Regions from separate parts of the Homo sapiens genome. Here region 2 is linked to region 1. Evidence: chromatin loops called from intact Hi-C (ENCODE). Cell type or tissue: A673. All regions are shown on one strand. Each heading gives the region's core, and the rest is flanking DNA. Links, peaks and the distances in the headings are about the cores only.

Region 1 (8,971 bases), core at 654-8,653:
CCGAGATTGCACCACTACACTCCAGCCTGGGCAACAGAGCAAGACTCTGTCTCAAAAAAAAAGAAGGAGAAGGGAGAGAAATCACCTGCCTCGATCTTCTTTCCTGTCCTACTATTTTGGAAATCTGTTCACTCTGTGTGGTTGTCCTGCCTTGAATGGAGGCTCTCATTTCCTGATCTCCAAATTTGTGCCTCACAGTACATGTCGGAAGGCATCTGAGCACTGCCATTTCCACAGAGCTCACAAGACACAAGAGATTCTTAAGTTTTTTCTTCACATTCCGGCTTTCAGAATTTCCTTCCTGTTAAAAAGAAACCAGCCCAGAGCTTCATCCTCCAGCTGTCGGAGCAGAGATTAGCAGCTCTGTAACTGATTTCATTCTTCCCCCTAATGCTCAAGGGAGCTACGGTACAGCCACCTGGCATGTGTTGGAGCTCATAGGCAGCAGCTGCCTACCTGCCACTAGAATTGATTACTGAGAGGATGAATTAATTCTTCAGTGTGATGTGGTTATAAAATATAAGGAGTTAGAGCACTGGAATGAAACTGATACCCTGTTTTATTCCAGTCACCACCACTGATTGGGGCCAACCATCAGGACACATTCTTCAACCTGTTGTCAACTCCATCCCTACATACCTGCTGCTTCTGCCATCCTTGTAGCTGAGGGACACCAGGTACAGTTGAAGATCAAATTACATACTAGAAACAGGGTAATTAAGCACCAGTTTATGAACTATTTAATGAAATATTTGGACTACAGGTCTTCTTCCTTCACCCGGCTCATTCAGCTTCCAGAACGCTGGCAAGCAGGAATGTAACGTCCATGCAGGACATTGGTATAAAAAAGAATTTCTTTTTTTCTTTTTCTTTTTTTTTTTTTGAGATGGAGTCTCGTGCCATCGCCCAGACTAGAGTGCAGTGGCATGATCTCGGCTCACTGCAACCTCTGCCTCCTGGGTTCAAGCAATTCTCCTGCCTCAGCCTCCCGAGTAGCTGGGACTACAGGCACGTGTCACCACACCCGGATAATTTTTTGTATTTTTAGTAGAGACGGGGTTTCACCATGTTAGCCAGGATGGTCTCAATCTCCTGACCTCGTGATCTGCCCGCCTTGGCCTCCCAAACTGCTGGGATTACAAGCCTGAGCCACCGCGCCCGGCCAATAAAGAAGAATTTCTTGGCCAGGCACGGTGGCTCACACCTGAAATCCCAGCACTTGGGAGGCCAAGGCGGGCAAATCACGAGGTCAGGAGTTTGAGACCAGCCTGACTAACATGGTGAAATCCCGTCTCTACTAAAATACACAAATTAGCTGGGTGTGGTGGCACACGCCTGTAGTCCCAGCAACTCGGGAGGCTGAGGCAGGAGAATTGCTTGAACTTGGGAGGCAGAGACTGCAGTGAGCTGAGATTGCGCCACGGCACTCCAGCCTGGGCAACAGAGCAAGACTGTGTCTCAAAAAAAAAAAAAAAAAAAAAGAAGAATTTCTCTGAGGTATCTGACCAATCCAAGAGAGAAAACAAAGATACTAACATTGAGAGTTTCCAAAGGAAATAAGCCAGCCAGATCACCCGCCCTGAAGACCATACTCATGTTCACAGAGCTTCCGTGAACAATTTAGTGTCACATTCTTAAGTATGAACAGACAACCAAAGTCACCAGACATATGAAGAAAACTTTGGTTTTTTGTTTCGAGACAGAGTCTCACTCTTGCTGCCCAGGCCAGAGTGCAGTGGCATAATCATAGCTAACTGCAACCTCTGCCTCCTGGGCTCAAGCAATCCTCCCACCTCAGCCTCCCAAGTAACTGGAACTACAGGTTTGCACCACTACACCTGGCTAATTAAAAAAAAATGTTTTTGGTAGAGTAGGGCTCTTGCTATGTTGCCCAGGCTGGTCTCGAACTTCTAGTTGTTTTTTTTTTTTTGGAGACGGAGTCTCGCTCTTGTTGCCTAGGCTGGCGTGCAGTGGCGCAATCTCGGCTCACTGCAACCTCCGCCTCCCAGGTTCAAGCAATTCTCCTGCCTCAGCCTCCCGAGTAGCTGGGACTAAAGGCACCCACCACCATGCCGAGCTAATTTTTCATATTTTAGTAGAGACGGGGTTTTACCATGTTACCCAGGCTGGTCTCAAACTTCTGAGCTCAGGCCATCTGCCTGCCTTGGCCTCCCAAAGTGCTAGAGTTACAGGCATGAGCCACCGTGCCCAGCCTGTTTTTTTGTGGTTTTTTGTTTTTTGTTTTTTTTTAGATGGAGTCTCACACAGTTGCCCAGGCTGGAGTGCAATGGCAGGATCTCGGCTCACTGCAACCTCCGCCTCCCAGGCTCAAGCGATTCTCCTCCCTCAGCCTCCCGAGTAGCTGGGATTACAGGCACGCATTACCACATCCAGCTGATTTTTTTTTTATTTTGAGTAGAGATGGGGTTTCACCATGCTAACCAGGCTGGTCTTGAACTCCTGAGCTCGTGATTCACCCACCTCAACCTCTCAAAGTGCTGTGATTACAGGTGCTAGCCACTGTGCCCAGGCTTGCTTTCCTTTTGAGCAGCGGGGAGAGTGGGGTGGGGTATTGGTCAAAGGGTACTTTAGCTAAATCTGTTATACTTTTCTTTAAAAAAAAAAAAAGATCTGAAGCAAATATGATAAAATGATAAAAAGTTGATAATTCTGAGTGGTGGGAATATGAGTGTTTATTAGGTTGTTCTTTGTACTTTTCTATATCGTTTCAATTTCTTAAAAACAAAAGTAGGCTGGGCATAGTGGCTCATGCCTATAATCCCCACACTTTGGGAGCCCAAGGCAAAAGATCACTTTGATGCCAGGAGTTCAAGACCAGCATAGGCAACATGACCAGACCCTGTCTCTAAAAAAAATTTGTTTTTAATAACATTTGTCTGGCATGATGGTACATGCCTGTAGTTGTAGCTACTTGGGAGGCTGAGGCCGGAGGATCCTTTGAGCCCAGGAGTTTGAGGCTGTAGTGGGCTATGATTGCACCACTGCCCTCCAACCTGGGCAACAGAGCAAGATTCTGTCTCTAAAAATAAAAATAAAAAAGCAGGCAGAGGCTGAACACGGTGGCTGATGCCTGCAATTTCAGCACCTTGGGAGGCCAAGGCAGGAAGATCACCTGGGCCGAGACCAAGTTGGAGACCAGCCTGGACAACATAGTGAGACCCCATCTCTACAAAAAATAAAATTAGGCTGGCATGGTGATGTGCACCTGTAGTCCCAGCAGCTTGGGAGGCTGAGGCAGGAACATCGCCTGACCCAGGAAATTGAGGCTGCAGTGAGCCGAGATTGCATCACTGCACTCCAGCCTGGGCAACAGAGTGAGACCCTGTCTCAAAAAAAAAAAAAAAAAAAAAAAAGAAGACAGAGGAACAACACTCCAGCATGGGCAACAGAGTGACACCCTGTCTCAAAAAAAAAAAAAAAAAAAAAAAGCACAGAGGAACAAAGATGGGCAGTGGACAGACTGCTTTAAGGAAGCTGGAACAAACAGAGGCAAGGCCAGCTGAATTTGAAAGAATGGTAAGAGGCCCAATGAGGCAGCTGAGGGCAGAGCCTGTGATGAGGGGCACGCATGGGGAGCTGTGTTTTCAGGGCAACAGCATAGCAGGGAGTCCCCCAAACTGGGAGTCCCACAAACCAGGCTCCCCTTGGATCCTGAGGGGTTTCTTTGGGGATCTCACTCAGGAGCTTTTGGTAGAAGGGTGGTTACTGTTGTTCAGTCCTGAGATTGATGCTCCCGTAGGGATACTACTGGAAGATTTCTTGGTTGTGGGAGTGTCCATGGTGCTGGACATCTGCATTCACAAAGGTGGGCTCACATTGCCCCCTAGTGGCCACAGAGTCTCTGCACAAATGTCACATTTCTCAGCTGTTTTTTTGGAGACAGGGTGGTGCTTGCTGTAGCCCAGCGCCCAGGCTGGAGTGCAGTGGTGCATTCTCGGCCAGCCTTGACCCTCGCGGGCTCAAGCAGTCCTCCTACCTCAGCCTCCCGAGTAGCTGGGACTATAGGCATGCACCGCCACGTCTGGCTAATTTATTTTTTGTAGAGACACAGTTTCGCCATGTTGGCCAGCCTGGTCTCAAACTCCTGGACTCAAGTGATTCTCTCGCCTCAGCCTCCCAAAATGCTGGGATTACAGACGTGAACCACAGTGCCTGGCCTATTTCTCAGCTTTTAAGGCCCAGATTGAACTCCCCTTTCACCCCATCTCCCATCCTTTACATAAGTAATCCCACTAAAGAAAGGATAGAAGGAGGGAGGAAAACTAGTAGTCAACTGTCTTTGGAGATGAAAAGAAGAACATTGTAACACTCCCCTTTGTTTCAGAAAAGATCCTTAAACAGCACTGATAACTTTCATTATTTTAAATACTGTTGTTGATAAAGGCTAAAAAATAGCTGTAACAATGCTAAGGGAAGCAGTAACGGCCGGGAAGAACAAGAAGAGCAGGTGTAAGAGGATGTGGGATGGCCAGAGGGAACATAAACCAGGAAACCTGGATAGAGAGAAAAATCAAAGGCGGGATTAAGCGTGGAAAGAGCCTGGACACTAGTCAGGAAGAGCCTGGACCTAGTGTCTGTCACTCACTAGCTGCGGGGTAGCAAGCAAGTCATTTTGCTTCACTGAGCTTATATTTTCCAATTAAAATGGCAACAACTGGCTGGGCTCAGTGGCTCACGCCTGTAATCCCAGCACTTTGGGAAGCCAAGGCAGGTGGATCACCTGAGGTCGGGAGTTTGAGACCAGCCTGACCAACATGGAGAAACCCTATCTCTACTAAAAATACAAAATTAGCCAGGTGTGGTGGTACATGCCTGTAATCCCAGCTACTTGGGAGGCTAAGGCAGGAGAATCACTTGAACCCTGGAGGTGGAGGTTGTGGTGAGCTGAGATCACACCATTGCACTCCAGCCTGGGCAGCAAGAGTGAAACTCTGTCTCAAAATACTTAAAATAAAATAAAATAAAATGGCAAAAACTGCAATGACTTTTGCATCAACCTAACACATAAAATGAGCTCCTCTGATTGGTTTATTATTCTCTGAATTAAACAAGAGACAGTGGAGCACCATGGCTAAGTGCCCACTGGAGCCAACAAAATGCCAGCATTTCCACTTACTGTGTGGTCTTGGGCAAGCTACTGAAACTCTCTGTGCCTCAGTATCTTGAGGGGTGTTAACAGAGCCTCACAGGTCTGAATCTGTGAAATTTGATGAATTAATGTACACAAAGTGCTTAGAGAAGTACCCGGCAAGCATACACTAAGAGTTGGCATTTTTTTTTTTTTTTTTTGGATTTATTGATCATTCTTGGGTGTTTCTCGGAGCGGGGGATGTGGCAGGGTCATAGGATAATAGTGGAGAGAAGGTCAGCAGATAAACACGTGAACAAAGGTCTCTGGTTTTCCTAGGCAGAGGTCCCTGCGGCCTTCTGCAGTGTTTGTGTCCCTGGGTACTTGAGATTAGGGAGTGGTGATGACTCTTAACGAGCATGCTGTCTTCAAGCATCTGTTTAACAAAGCACATCTTGCACTGCCCTTAATCCATTTAACCCTGAGTTGACACAGCGCATGTTTCAGAGAGCACGGGGTTGGGGGTAAGGTTATAGATTAACAGCATCCCAAGGCAGAAGAATTTTTCTTAGTACAGAACAAAATGGAGTCTCCTATGTTTACTTCTTTCTACACAGACACAGTAACAATCTGATCTCTCTTTCTTTTCCCCACATTTCCCCCTTTTCTTTTCGACAAAACCACTATCGTCATCATGGCCCGTTCTCAATGGTCGCTGTCTCTTTGGAGCTGTTGGGTACACCTCCCAGACAGGGCAGCCGGGCAGAGGCGCTCTTCACCTCCCAGACGGGGCAGCCGGGCAGAGGCGCTCCTCACCTCCCAGACGAAGGGGGGCCAGGCAAAGGCGCTCCTCACTTCCCAGACGGGGTGGCGGCTGGGCAGAGGCGCTCCTCACATCCCAGACGGTGGGTGGCTGGGCAGAGGCGCTCCTCACATCCCAGATGATGGGCGGCTGGGCAGAGGGGCTCCTCACTTCTCAGACGGGGCAGCTGGGCAGAGGCGCTCCTCAGTTCCCAGATGGGGTGGTGGCCGGGCAGAGGCACTCCTCACATCCCAGATGATGGGCGGCCGGGCAGAGGTGCCCCTCACATCCCAGACGATGGGCGGCCAGGCAGAGACGCTCCTCACTTCCTAAACGGGGTGACGGCCGGGCAGAGGTGGTCCCCACTTCCCAGACAGGGTGGCGGCCAGGCAGAGGTGCTCCTCACTTCCCAGACGGGGCGGCCGGGCATAGGCACTCCTCATATCCCAGACGGGGCGGCCGGGCAGAGGGGCTCCTCACATCCCAGACGATGGGCGGCCAGGCAGAGACGCTCCTCACTTCCTAGATGGGGTGGTGGCCGGGCAGAGGCTGTAATCTTAGCACTTTCGGAGGCCAAGGCAGGCGGCTGGGAGGTGGAGGTTGTAGCAAGCTGAGATCATGCCACTGCACTCCAGCCTGGGCAACATTGAGCATTGAGTGAGCGAGACTCTGCAATCTCAGCACCTCGGGAGGCCGAGGTGGGCAGATCACTCTAGGTCAAGAGCTGGAGACCAGCCCAGTCAACACGGCGAAACCCCGTCTCCACCAAAAATACAAAAACCAGTCAGGCGTGGCGGCACGCGCCTGCAATCCCAGGCACTTGGCAGGCTGAGGCAGGAGAATCATGGGAGCCTGAGGTAGGGAGGTTGCAGCGAGCTGAGATCACGGCAGTACAGTCCAGCCTCGGCAACAGAGGGCGACCGAAGAAAGAGAGAGGGAGAGGGGCAGGGGGAGGGGGAGGGGGAGGCTTTTTTTTTTTTCTGAGACAGAGTCTTGCTGTGTTGCCCAGGCTAGAGTACAGTGATGCAGTCACAGCTCACTGCAGCCTCCAGCTCCTGGGCTCAAGCAATCCACCTCAGACTCCCAAGACCTGGGACCACAGGCACACAACCACGCCCCGCTAATTTTTTAATCTTTTGTAGAGATGGGGGTCTCATTTTGTTGCCCAGGCTGGTCTCAAACTCTGGGCTCAAGCAGCCCTCCTGCCTCGGCCTCCCAAGGTGCTGGAATTTCAGGCATGAGCCACTGTGCCCAGCCAAGAGTTAGCTATTATTAATACACATGTAAAGTGCCTAGGAATACAATCCGTGGGTTAGTATTCCCTTTCCCCTTCTCCTGGAATCTGGCCATGGTCAAAATGCGGTGTCCTCATCACATGAGCAGCATTCAAAGACTACTCCTGGCTGGGCGCAGTGGCTCACGCCTGTAATCCCAGCACTTTGGGAGGCCGTGGCGGGCAGATCACGAGGTCAGGAGATTGAGACCATCCTGGCTAACATGGTGAAACCCCGTCTCTACTAAAAATACAAAAAATTAGCCGGGCGTGGTGGCGGGCACCTGTAGTCCCAGCTACTTGGGAGGCTGATGCAGGAGAATGGCATGAACCAGGGAGGCAGAGCTTGCAGTGAGCCGAGATTGTGCCACTGCACTCCAGCCTGGGCGACAGGGAGACTCTGTCTCAAAAAAAAAAAAAAAATTAGGCCGGGCGCAGTGGCCCACATCTGTAATCCCAGCACTTCAGGAGGCCAAGGCGGGCGGATCACCTGAGGTCAGGAGTTTGGGACCAGCCTGGCCAACATGGAGAAACCTTGTCTCTACTAAAAATACAGAAACTAGTGGGGTGTGGTAGTGCGCGCCTGAAATCCCAGCTACTTGGGGGGCTGAGGCAGAAGAATCGCTTGAACCAGGGAGGCAGAGGTTACAGTGAACTGAGATGGCACCACTGCACTCCAGCCTGGGCGATGGAGCAAGGCTCATTCTCAAAATAAATAAATAAATAAATAAATAAATAAATAAATAAACAAACAAAAATTAGCTGGGCATGGTGGCACACGTCTGTAATCCCAGCTACTCGGGAGGCTGAGGCAGGAGAAATTCTTGAACCCAGGAGGCGGAGGTTGCAGTGAGCTGAGATTGTGCCACTGCACTCCAGCCTGGGCAATAGAGTGAAACTCTATTTCAACAACAAAAAAGAGTACTCCCCAAACAAGCCTGGTCTGTACTCCACAATACCCGCCAGGTCTGTGGGCACCAGCCCCTTTGCTACACAGACCTCCTTCTCTCATAATCCTGAGCCCTTGCACCCCAGTTCCCAGTCTTCTACTGATTATCTCATTGGAGGAAGTGGGGCTAACAGGCTTCCCTGACTGGCCAGGGGAGGAAGCTGTGGATCAGAATGCGTCTAGCCCAATGGACGTCCCTGGTAGAAGAAAGAGGCCCCCAGAGATGAGGTCCAGGAATGCCTCGAGGAGTCCTGCCCATCTCCACTCCCATCAGGCAGACACCATCACCCCAGGGGAAGCTGCATGCCTGTGCTCAATTATCTTGTGATCACTGCTCCGCGAGGCAGCCGTGGTCACAGAAGAGCTTTTGTTCATATAGAGCCGACTGGCTCAGGTGGACAGCCAGCACATGAGGGCGCCATCAGCCTGACATCTGACTGTCAGCCGTGGCCACATTAGCACAAAGCTCTTGGCCTTTCAGAGCACCCTCGGGAAGATGGGGAAGACCAAAAAGATTGGGACCAAGACAAGGTAAGGAGGCCAGGATCGGAGCCCATAGAAGAAAGAACGCACTAGCTGGGCGCGGTGGCTCACGCCTGTAATCCCAGCCCTTTGGAGCCCGAGGCGGGTGGATCACTTGAGGTCAGGAGTTCGAGACCAGCCTGGCCAACATGGTGAAACCCCCTCTTTACTAAAAATACAAAAATTAGCTGGGTGTGGTGGCAGGCACCTGTAATCCCAGCTACTCAGGAGGCTGAGGCAGAATTGCTTGAACCCAGGAGACGGAGGTTGCAGTGAGCCAATATCATGTCACTGCACTCCAGCCTGGGGGATAGAGTGAGACTTTTATCTCAATTA
Region 2 (8,971 bases), core at 253-8,252, 54 kb before region 1:
ATGTAAGGCTGTAAATTTCCCTTTGGCTTTTTTAATGTTCTTAATTAGTTTTTCTTACCCTCATCTTCTTTGTGATGATATAAATTTCCCTCTAAATGCTGCTTTAGTTGTAACCCATAATTCTGATACACAGTATTTATATTATCATTCGGCTTTACTTATAATTTCCATTATTATTTTTTCTTTGATCTATGAGTTACTTAGAAGTATGCTTTTAAATTTCCAAATATATAAAATTATTTTGGTTATCTTTTTGCTCAATTTCAGTCTTAACTGAATTGAGTACGAGAATAGTTTGCATAATATCCATTCATTGGTTTTGTTGAGACTTGATTTATGAATTCAGTGTGTGTTCAATTTTTTTAAAACTCCCTAAAAAGAATGTATATTCTCATCTATTAAGCGTGGGGCTTGGTACATATCCAAAAAATGAAGCCTGTTGGTTGGTTGTTCAAATCTTCTGTTATCTTCTCAAGTTGTTTTTGTCTGTTTGACCATCAATTACTCAAAAAGACATGTTAAATTTTTCCATTTTATAGATTTATAAATTTATTCATATTTGTATCTATATATTTTCTTCCTATATTCTATCTACATATTTTGTATTCTATCTATCTATTTTAAGGCCATGCTATAAGATGCATACTGATTTGGAATTATAGCTTCTTGCTTAATTCTTCCTTTACAATTTTTTTCTGATAATTTTTAACGCAAATAATGATTTTTGCCTTCAAATCAGTTTTGGCTACTATTAACCTGCTATGCCAGCTTTCTTTTGGAATAGATTTTTCCATATCTTTATTTCCAGTCTCTCTCATTCCTTATGTCTTAGGTGTATTTCTTACAAACTGCATAGACTTGGATTATTTTCTATTCAGTTTGGCAATGTTCCAGTTATTTTTTTATTTTTTTATTTTTTGGAGACAAGGTCTTGCTGTGTCACCCAGGCTGGAGTGCAGTGGCACAATCTCAGCTCACTGCAACCTCTGCCTCCCGGGTTCATGAGATTCTCCTGCCTCAGCCTCCTGAGTGGCTGGGATTACAGGCGCCTGCAACCATTACAGGTGCACACCACCATGCCTGGCTAATTTTTGTATTTTTAGTAGAGATTGGGTTTCAATATGTTGGCCAGGCTGGTCTCAAACTCCTGACCTCAGGTGACCCACCCGCCTCAGCCTCCCAAAGTTCTGGAATTAGAGGTGTGAGCCACTGCGCCTGGCCATGTTCCAGTTATCTACGGCTAAATTTAAAAACTATTCTAAATCTTAGTAGTGTTAAACAATAATCATTTTATTATTCTCATGATTCTGTGGGCCACAAATTCTGGCAGGGCACAGCAGAGACCGCTTGTCTCTGATTGACGATGTCTGGGAAACTCAGGTGGGATGCCCTGAAAGGATGAAGATGGCTGAGATGTCTTAACATGTGCCATAAGTCTGAAACCTTGGCTCTTCTCCAGATGGTGTCTGCTAGGGCTGGATTATTCAACATGGTTCCTTCACTCACTCCTAAGGCTGACAGTTGATACTGGCTCTTTGCTGGTAGCTCAATGGGGCTATCAACCAGTGCCTACATGTGTCCTCTCCATCTGGCTGGGGATTCTCACAGCATGGTGACCGGGTTCTATGTGCAAGCAGTCCAAGAGAGAGGATTCCAACGGGCACAGGCAGAAGACACAAGGCTTTTCATGACCTAGCCTCTGAAGTCCCAGAAAGTTACAGTCTATTGGTTAAGCAAGTCACTAAAGCCAGCCCAGATTCAAGGGGACAAGGGAAATAGACTCCACCACTGAATAGCAAGAAGGGAAGAAATTGGTGGCGGCCACTTTGGATACAAGCTACCACAGACCACCCTCTGGCCCCAACAAGGCCCTCCCACATGCAAAATACACTCACCCTCTTCTAAGACCTTCAAAAGTCTCATTTCATTATGGCATCAGCTTGATGTCCAGAATCTCGATATCTAAATCAGGTCCAGATGTGGTTGAGGCTCCTCAGATGCAGTTCCTCAGGTACAGCTACTGCAGTATAGTTCCTCCTGATCTGAATTAAAGAAACAAATTATCTGCTCCCACACACCCAACATACAAACATACAATAGTGAGACTGACTTAAGATAAGCACAATAGACACTCTCATTCAAAATGTGAGGAAAAAGGGAGAAGGAACAGGAGACACATAACAGTTACTGGCCCATAACAATTCTGAAATCTAATCAGACACATATCACCAGTTCCTCTATTACAGCCAAGTCCTACACCTTGAGAATGACTCTCCACAACCCTTGGCTCCACCCTCTAAGTTTCTGAATTAACCTTCTTTTTACATAAGAGATGGGTTAATTTTTGCAATGGAGTGGCCTTATAAGCTTGTTTCCTGCCTATAGATGATTGGAAATCTAAAGGCCTATTTTCACTTTCTACTGTCTCTGTTCCTCTTTTATTATTATGATTTCTTTAAAATCTTGTGGATTTCCTATGAATCTTATTGGGATTCACTCCAGCAGACAAAAGCCACATCCACCTTTTCTATCGCAAGTCTTATGTGAGGCTACTGTGAGAAAACACACTTAAGATCCCTAGAAGCCCTATTGTTTAACATAGTAAGCCTAAGAAGTATTCCCTTAAGACCTCTAGATATCCCTTTATCTAATTGAAAGGTTTTGTGAGGCATTGTCTTAAATCTTTCTGAAGTCGGCCAGGCGCAGTGGCTCATGCCTATAATCCCAGCACTTTGGGAGGCCGAGGTGGGCGGATCACCTGAGGTCGGGAGTTCGAGACGAGCCTGACCATCATGGAGAAACCTCGTCTCTACTAAAAATACAAAATTAGCCAGGCGTGGTGATGCATGCCTGTAATCCCAGATACTAGGGAGGTTGAGGCAGGAGAATTGCTTGAACCAGGGAGGCAGAGGTTGCGGTGAGCCAAGATCATGCCATTGCACTCCAGCCTGGGCAACAAGAGCGAAACTCCGTCTCAAAAAAAAAAAAAAAAAAAAAAAAGTCTTAGCAAAGGGATTTACAGTTGCATCACTGAGATCTTTACTTTGAGGCCATATTTTATTGGTAGCATCTTGAATTTTATCTTTCCTCTGAAGCCATTTATTTAGAAGTCATTGGTCAGGCTAGGCGCAGTGGCTCATGCCTATAATCCCAGCACTTTGGGAGGCTAAGGCGGATGGATCACTTGAGCTCAGGAGTTTGAGACCAGCCTGGCTGATATGGTGAAACCCTGTCTCTACCAAAAATACAAAAAAACAGCTGGGCATCATGGCGGGCACCTGTAATCCCAGCTACTCAGGAGGTTGAGGCAGGAGAATCACTTGATCCCGGGAGGCAGAGGTTGCAGTGAGCACCACTGCACTCCAGCCTAAGTGACAGAAAAACTATCTCAAAATAATAATAATAATAATAAAATAAAAGTCATTGGCCATTTGAAGCAACTAGAGATGAGAAAAAGTTTTATTTTCTATAATAACACAACCATTCCTGGGTTAGAAATATTTCCTCTAAGTTCTGTTTTAAAACTTAGTAGTTCATTTTTTAGTTCATTTATCAATTTGTACCTTATCATACTTAGAAAAAACTAGGTAACATTTTTTCAACATTCTGCCTAGAAATCTCCTTAGATACACTGAAGTCATTAGATACATTTTCTATGGTCTATGTAACCACATGTGGCAGTACCAATAAACCTTGAATCACTATATAACAAAGGTTCACTCTTTTCCCAGCCTCCAATAACACTTTTCTCTCTGTGTTTCAAGCCTTCACTGTCTTCTCAAGGTCCCTCCATCTTTAACCCTCACCAAATTCCAAAGCCAATGCAAATTGTAGGTTTTGGCAGCACCTTATTTCAAGGTACCAAATTTGGTTTCAGTTATCTATCACTACAAACTACCCTAAAGCTTAGTGGCATAAAACTACAACCATTTTATTATACTCACAATTCTGATTCAGACAGAGTATAGCAGGAACAGCTCGTGTCTGCTCTATAACATCTGGGGCCTCAGGTAAGGTGGCTCCATTGATTGAGGATAACTAGACTGGGAGCCATACGCCTAGGGCCTGGGCTTTTCTCCATATGATGCCCACTGGAACTGGAACTCACGTAGCTGAAAAGTGATGCTAGCTGTTGGCTAGGAGCTCAGCTGAGCCTCTCCATCTGGCTTGGACTCCTCACAGCATGGCAGCTAGGTTCCAAGACTAAATGTTCCATAGCACAGCAATCCAAAAGAGAATGTTCAAATAGGCCTAGATGGAAGCTGCAAAACTTTTCATGACCTGGCCTTGAAAGTCCCAGAATGTTATCTCTGCCACATTTCACCAAACAAGTCACTAAGGCCAGCCCAGATTTGGTATGAACAGAGGAATAAACTCCACCACTAGATGGGGGTGGTGCACATGTGGAGGGAAGGAACTAACATCAGCCATCTTGAAAACATGCTACAACAATCTGTCTTTGTTTCAATAAGTGTAATTCATTTATGTTCAGTATGATTACTGATGCATTTGGATTTATCTCTACCATCTTTTATTATGCTTTCTATTTATCCTATCTTTTCTATGACATTTATTACATTTTCCTTATCTGCTTTCTATTAAATGGAGGAAGTATACAAATTATAAATTCAATGAATTATAACAGAGTGAAACAGCCATGTAACTATCACCCAGGACAAAAATCCAATGTTACCCGCACCCGGGTTTTTAGCTTTATATAAATAAAATAACATAGTATATATTATTTTACATCTGGCTTCCTTCCTTCAACATTATTGTTATTCAGCCATGATCTTATGCATAGCAGCAATTTATTCATTTCCATTGCTTAATAGTATTCTGTTCTATGAATATACCATAATGTATCCATTCTACCATTGATATTGTCCACCAAATTTTAAGTTTCAGTGACTATATTTTTTGAAGGTCTATTTTAAAACTCTTTTTTTTTTTTTTTTTTTTGGAGACAGTCTCGTTCTGTTGCCCAGGCTGGATTGCAGTGGCACCATCTCGGCTCACTGCAAGCTCCACCTCTCGGGTTCACGCCATTCTTCTGCCTTAGCCTCCCGAATAGCTGGGACTACAGGCGCCTGCCACCACGCCCAGCTAATTTTTTGTATTTTTAGTAGAAACGGGATTTCACCGTGTTAGCCAGGATGGTCTCATCTCCTGACCTCGTGATCCGCCCGCCTCGGCCTCCCAAAGTGCTGGGATTACAGGCATGAGCCACCACGCCCGGCCCAAACTTTTTTTTTTTAGAGCACCTTTAGCTGTGAGATTTGGTGTGGCCTAGATTGAGGATATCCCTATAGAGAAGTTTTGCACTTGCTTCAGCCTGATGCCGTAGGACTGTTGCAGATTCAAGACTACTTTATATGTTAATTTCTTGGCTTTGGGTTTCCTGGACTGCAGAAAAAGAGGAACATTCTAAACTGAACCTATGTGAAGACAACCCCAGGTAACAAATTCTCAGAGAAACCTTTCTCACCTAAAGCCCACACGGAGTGGACAAACTTCCTTGACATTTCTCTATGCCATGGGGCAAATGTTTTTTCTAGATCATCTTTTCAATAATGTGGAAACCCTTTGAGGAACTTAGCTTTCTGCAAGGGAGTAAAAAAGTCTCTTATTCCCATGTGGTTGTTAAAACTAAGTCTCTTAGTCATCCAGAGCAGCCGTAACTTTAGCTTATGTACTTAACACTGATTTTCAATGCCCTCATCATTTTTTTGCCCCTAAGGATTTTCCTTACTTTTTCACAAGCTCAGCTATAGATTTAAAATAATGTCTATTATATATTTATCTGGCATATGACTAGGAATCTTGAGTGTTCTTTCCCCCTTTGTCAAATGTAAAACATATAACAAGGAGGGGGAAGTCACAGGAAGAGAAACTCAAAGAAAAAAGTGAAAAATGTTCTGCCTTTTATCATGGACAGGACCCATAGGTCCAAGGTTATTTGCACTAAGAAGATTCTAACTAAAGGGAATGTATACTATTTTTATCATTGGAACTGAGTATCTCTGTACTCTGGTGACTAATAGAAGAGGACGCCAATCAAGCAGGTACGTATGTCAAGGCAGTTCTAAACACAACTGACGTTACATTAGGAAGGTAGAATCCCTCAACCAGTGTGACCCAGATAATACAATGAGGAAGGATCTAAAGGAACTGAGAAAGGAAATATTAAGATATACCTAATAGTCTCCTAATGGGCTTCATTTTCTTTTCAGTAAACTTTTGACCTTGCTTCTACCAAACACTGTAAAATTAAATAATACGCAGGAATAAGGAAGGCCCAAGTCAAAAACTTTCCATCACTGTAAGTATAAACACTTTAGCTAGAAAGTGAGTAGTAGATAGGAGCAAAAATGGTAATATGAAATTATAAATGAAAGTCAGACACTGGAACAATATCAATAAAGAATATATTTTAATGTCCATAAAAAATCCATTACAAATAATTTATTTGACATATATTATGCATTTAGTGATAAGGATATAAGCATGAATTAAGTATCAAGCAAATTTATCAATCTATAGACACTGTAAAATTTAAGGTGAACTCTAAAAATTACGGAATACAAAAAGAACTCATTTAGGGCCGGATATGGTGGCTACACTTTGAGAGGCTTAGGCAGGAGGGCTGCTTGAGCCGAGGAGTTCAAGACAAGCCTAGGCAACATAGTGAGACCCCCATCTCTATTAAAAAACAAAACAAAACAAAACAAAACAAAACCGGCACAGTGGCTCCCGCCTATAATCCCAACACTTTGAGAGGTTGAGGTGGGTGAATCACGAGCTCAGGAGTTCAAGACCAGCCTGGTTAGCATGGTGAAACCCCATCTCTACTCAAAATAAAAAAAAAATTAGCCAGGCATGGTAATGCGTGCCTGTAATCCCAGCTACCCAGGAGGGTGAGGCAGGAGAATCACCTGAACCCAGGAGGCGGAGGTTGCAGTGAGCTGAAATTGTGCCACTGCACTCCAACCTGGCCAATAGAGCAAGACTCTGTCTCAAAAAAAAAAAAAATTAGGCATGGTGGTGCACACCATGGTGGTCCCAGTAGGACTCAGTAGGCTGATGTGGGAGGATGGCTTGAGCCTGGGAGGTTGAGGCTGCACTGGGCCATCATCGTGCCACACCACACTTCAGACTGGGCAACAGAGTAAGTGAAAAAAAAAAAAAAACAGGAATCATTTAGGAAAAAAAGAAAAGAAAAAAAAGAAACTTTGAAAGCCAAAAGGTCTACACATATGGTTATGATCCCATTTATATGAAATGTCCAGAATAGGCAAATTATATGAAACGTCCAGAGACAGAAAATAGATTCGTGGTTGCCTAGGGAATGATTACTACAAGGTTTCTTTCTGGGATGATGAAAATGTTCCAAAATTAAATTACAGTAATGGTTATACACTCTGTAAATATGAAAAAAAATCACTCACTGAATTGTATGCTTTAAATGAGTGAACTTCGCAGTATGAAATTATATCTCAATAAAGTTACTTTTAAAAAGTAAAGAGGTCTACTTATTTTCAAAAAGCTAAAACATTCTACCAAAAGAGAAATTCAGCCCACCAGGCAGCCTTCAAATCTTACTTTTGGTTTGTTTAAACAAAGGAAAGATTCAACCACAGCATTAATGTCGTTCCCAAGAAAGCACAAGCGGCCAGGTGCAGTGGCTCACGCCTATAATCCCAACACTTTGGGAGGCCGAAGCGGGTGGATCCTAAGGTCAGGATCTGGCCTTAGACTGGCCTGGCCTACATAGTGAAACCTCATCTCTACTATAAAAATACAAAAATTAGCCGGGTATGGTGGCCCGTGCCTGTAGTCCCAGCTACTCAGGAGGCTGAGGCAGGAGAATCACTTGAATCCGGGAGATGGAGGTTGTGGTGAGCTGAGATCATGCCACTGCACTCCAGCCTGGGCAACAGAGTAAGACTCCGTCTCAAAAAACAAAAACAAAAACAAAAAAAGAAAGCACAAGCAAACTCCCTAATGCTGCCTTCAAAGTTACAGCATTTTCATACCTTGATCTTTCCAAAACCTGGTTATGTCACAAAGCCCTTTCAAAGCTGAGCTTCTTTAAGGTATAGCTGGTAAAAACAAGATCCTCAAGATAACATAGAGGCTTAAAAATCAGTCATGACTGTTAAAATTCTGACTTGGAAATTATTAGTTTAAATTTACTAAATTACTAATTACTAGTTTAAACTACTACGTTTACTCCTAGTAGAACTAGGAGTAAAAAGGGAGTGAACTAAAATAGCAAGTTTGTCCAAAAAGTCGTCAAAAGAAATTCCTCACTTTCCTCTCTCTCTATTTCCCCTCATCCTCTTTTTTCTTAAAACAGATCATATGCCACATTTTCAGAGCTTTCTACTCCCATGTTATAGGTACTTTTAAATAAATAGGAGTATGACCATTTACCCAATCATATAAGACTAGAAACTCATCTCTCTGTTATCACACAGAGCATCCACTCCCACACACATACAGAAGTCAGTCACCAAATTCTATCAATTCCATCATCTTACCATCTCTCCCACAAGATTCCCTCTTTTCTACTTCCTATCTTAGGGTCAGGTCCTTATCCTCTCTTACTTAGATAATTACAATAGCCTGATTATTCTCTCTTCACTTTCAATACTAGCCTCACCTCCACCTTCAATATACTATTGATGCTAACATTCAAATCTAATAAGGCTTGGGGAGGGGCGCAGTGGCTCATGCTTCTAATCCCAGCACCTTTGGAGGCCAAGGTGGGCAGATGACTTGAGGTCAGGAGTTCGAGACCAGCTTGGACAACATGGAGAAACCCTGTCTCTACTAAAAATACAAAAATTAGCCAGGCATGGTGGCAGGCACCTACAATCCCAGCTACTAGGGAGGCTGAGGCAGGAGACTCGCTTGAACCTGGGAGGTGGAGTTTGCAGTGAGATGAGATCACGCCACTGCACTCCAG

Evidence for each region. Peaks named below come from ENCODE experiments on the same cell type or tissue, not always from the same donor. Only the 100,000 strongest peaks of a DNase experiment are listed, where the experiment ranks them.
Region 2: it touches region 1 in a loop (6-fold over the local background); 49 of 110 quality-filtered maps call a loop at or near these places.

What each region holds. Positions count from the first base shown.
Region 1 is chr7:129,213,604-129,222,574 of GRCh38, reverse strand. No RefSeq gene overlaps it. Among named protein-coding and RNA genes, the nearest start is that of AHCYL2, 6.9 kb to the left of the region's middle. RefSeq lists a silencer at 273-567 and enhancers at 3,815-3,864, 5,249-5,837. In A673, for the core only: CTCF peaks have their summits at 3,852 (motif pointing left) and 8,539; DNase peaks (open chromatin) are centred at 3,814 and 8,494.
Region 2 is chr7:129,267,351-129,276,321 of GRCh38, reverse strand. All of the region lies in intron 1 of AHCYL2 (adenosylhomocysteinase like 2), which reads right to left. Among named protein-coding and RNA genes, the nearest start is that of AHCYL2, 47 kb to the right of the region's middle. RefSeq lists an enhancer at 4,240-4,534. In A673, for the core only: a CTCF peak has its summit at 4,382 (motif pointing right); a DNase peak (open chromatin) is centred at 4,391; H3K27ac peaks cover 627 bases.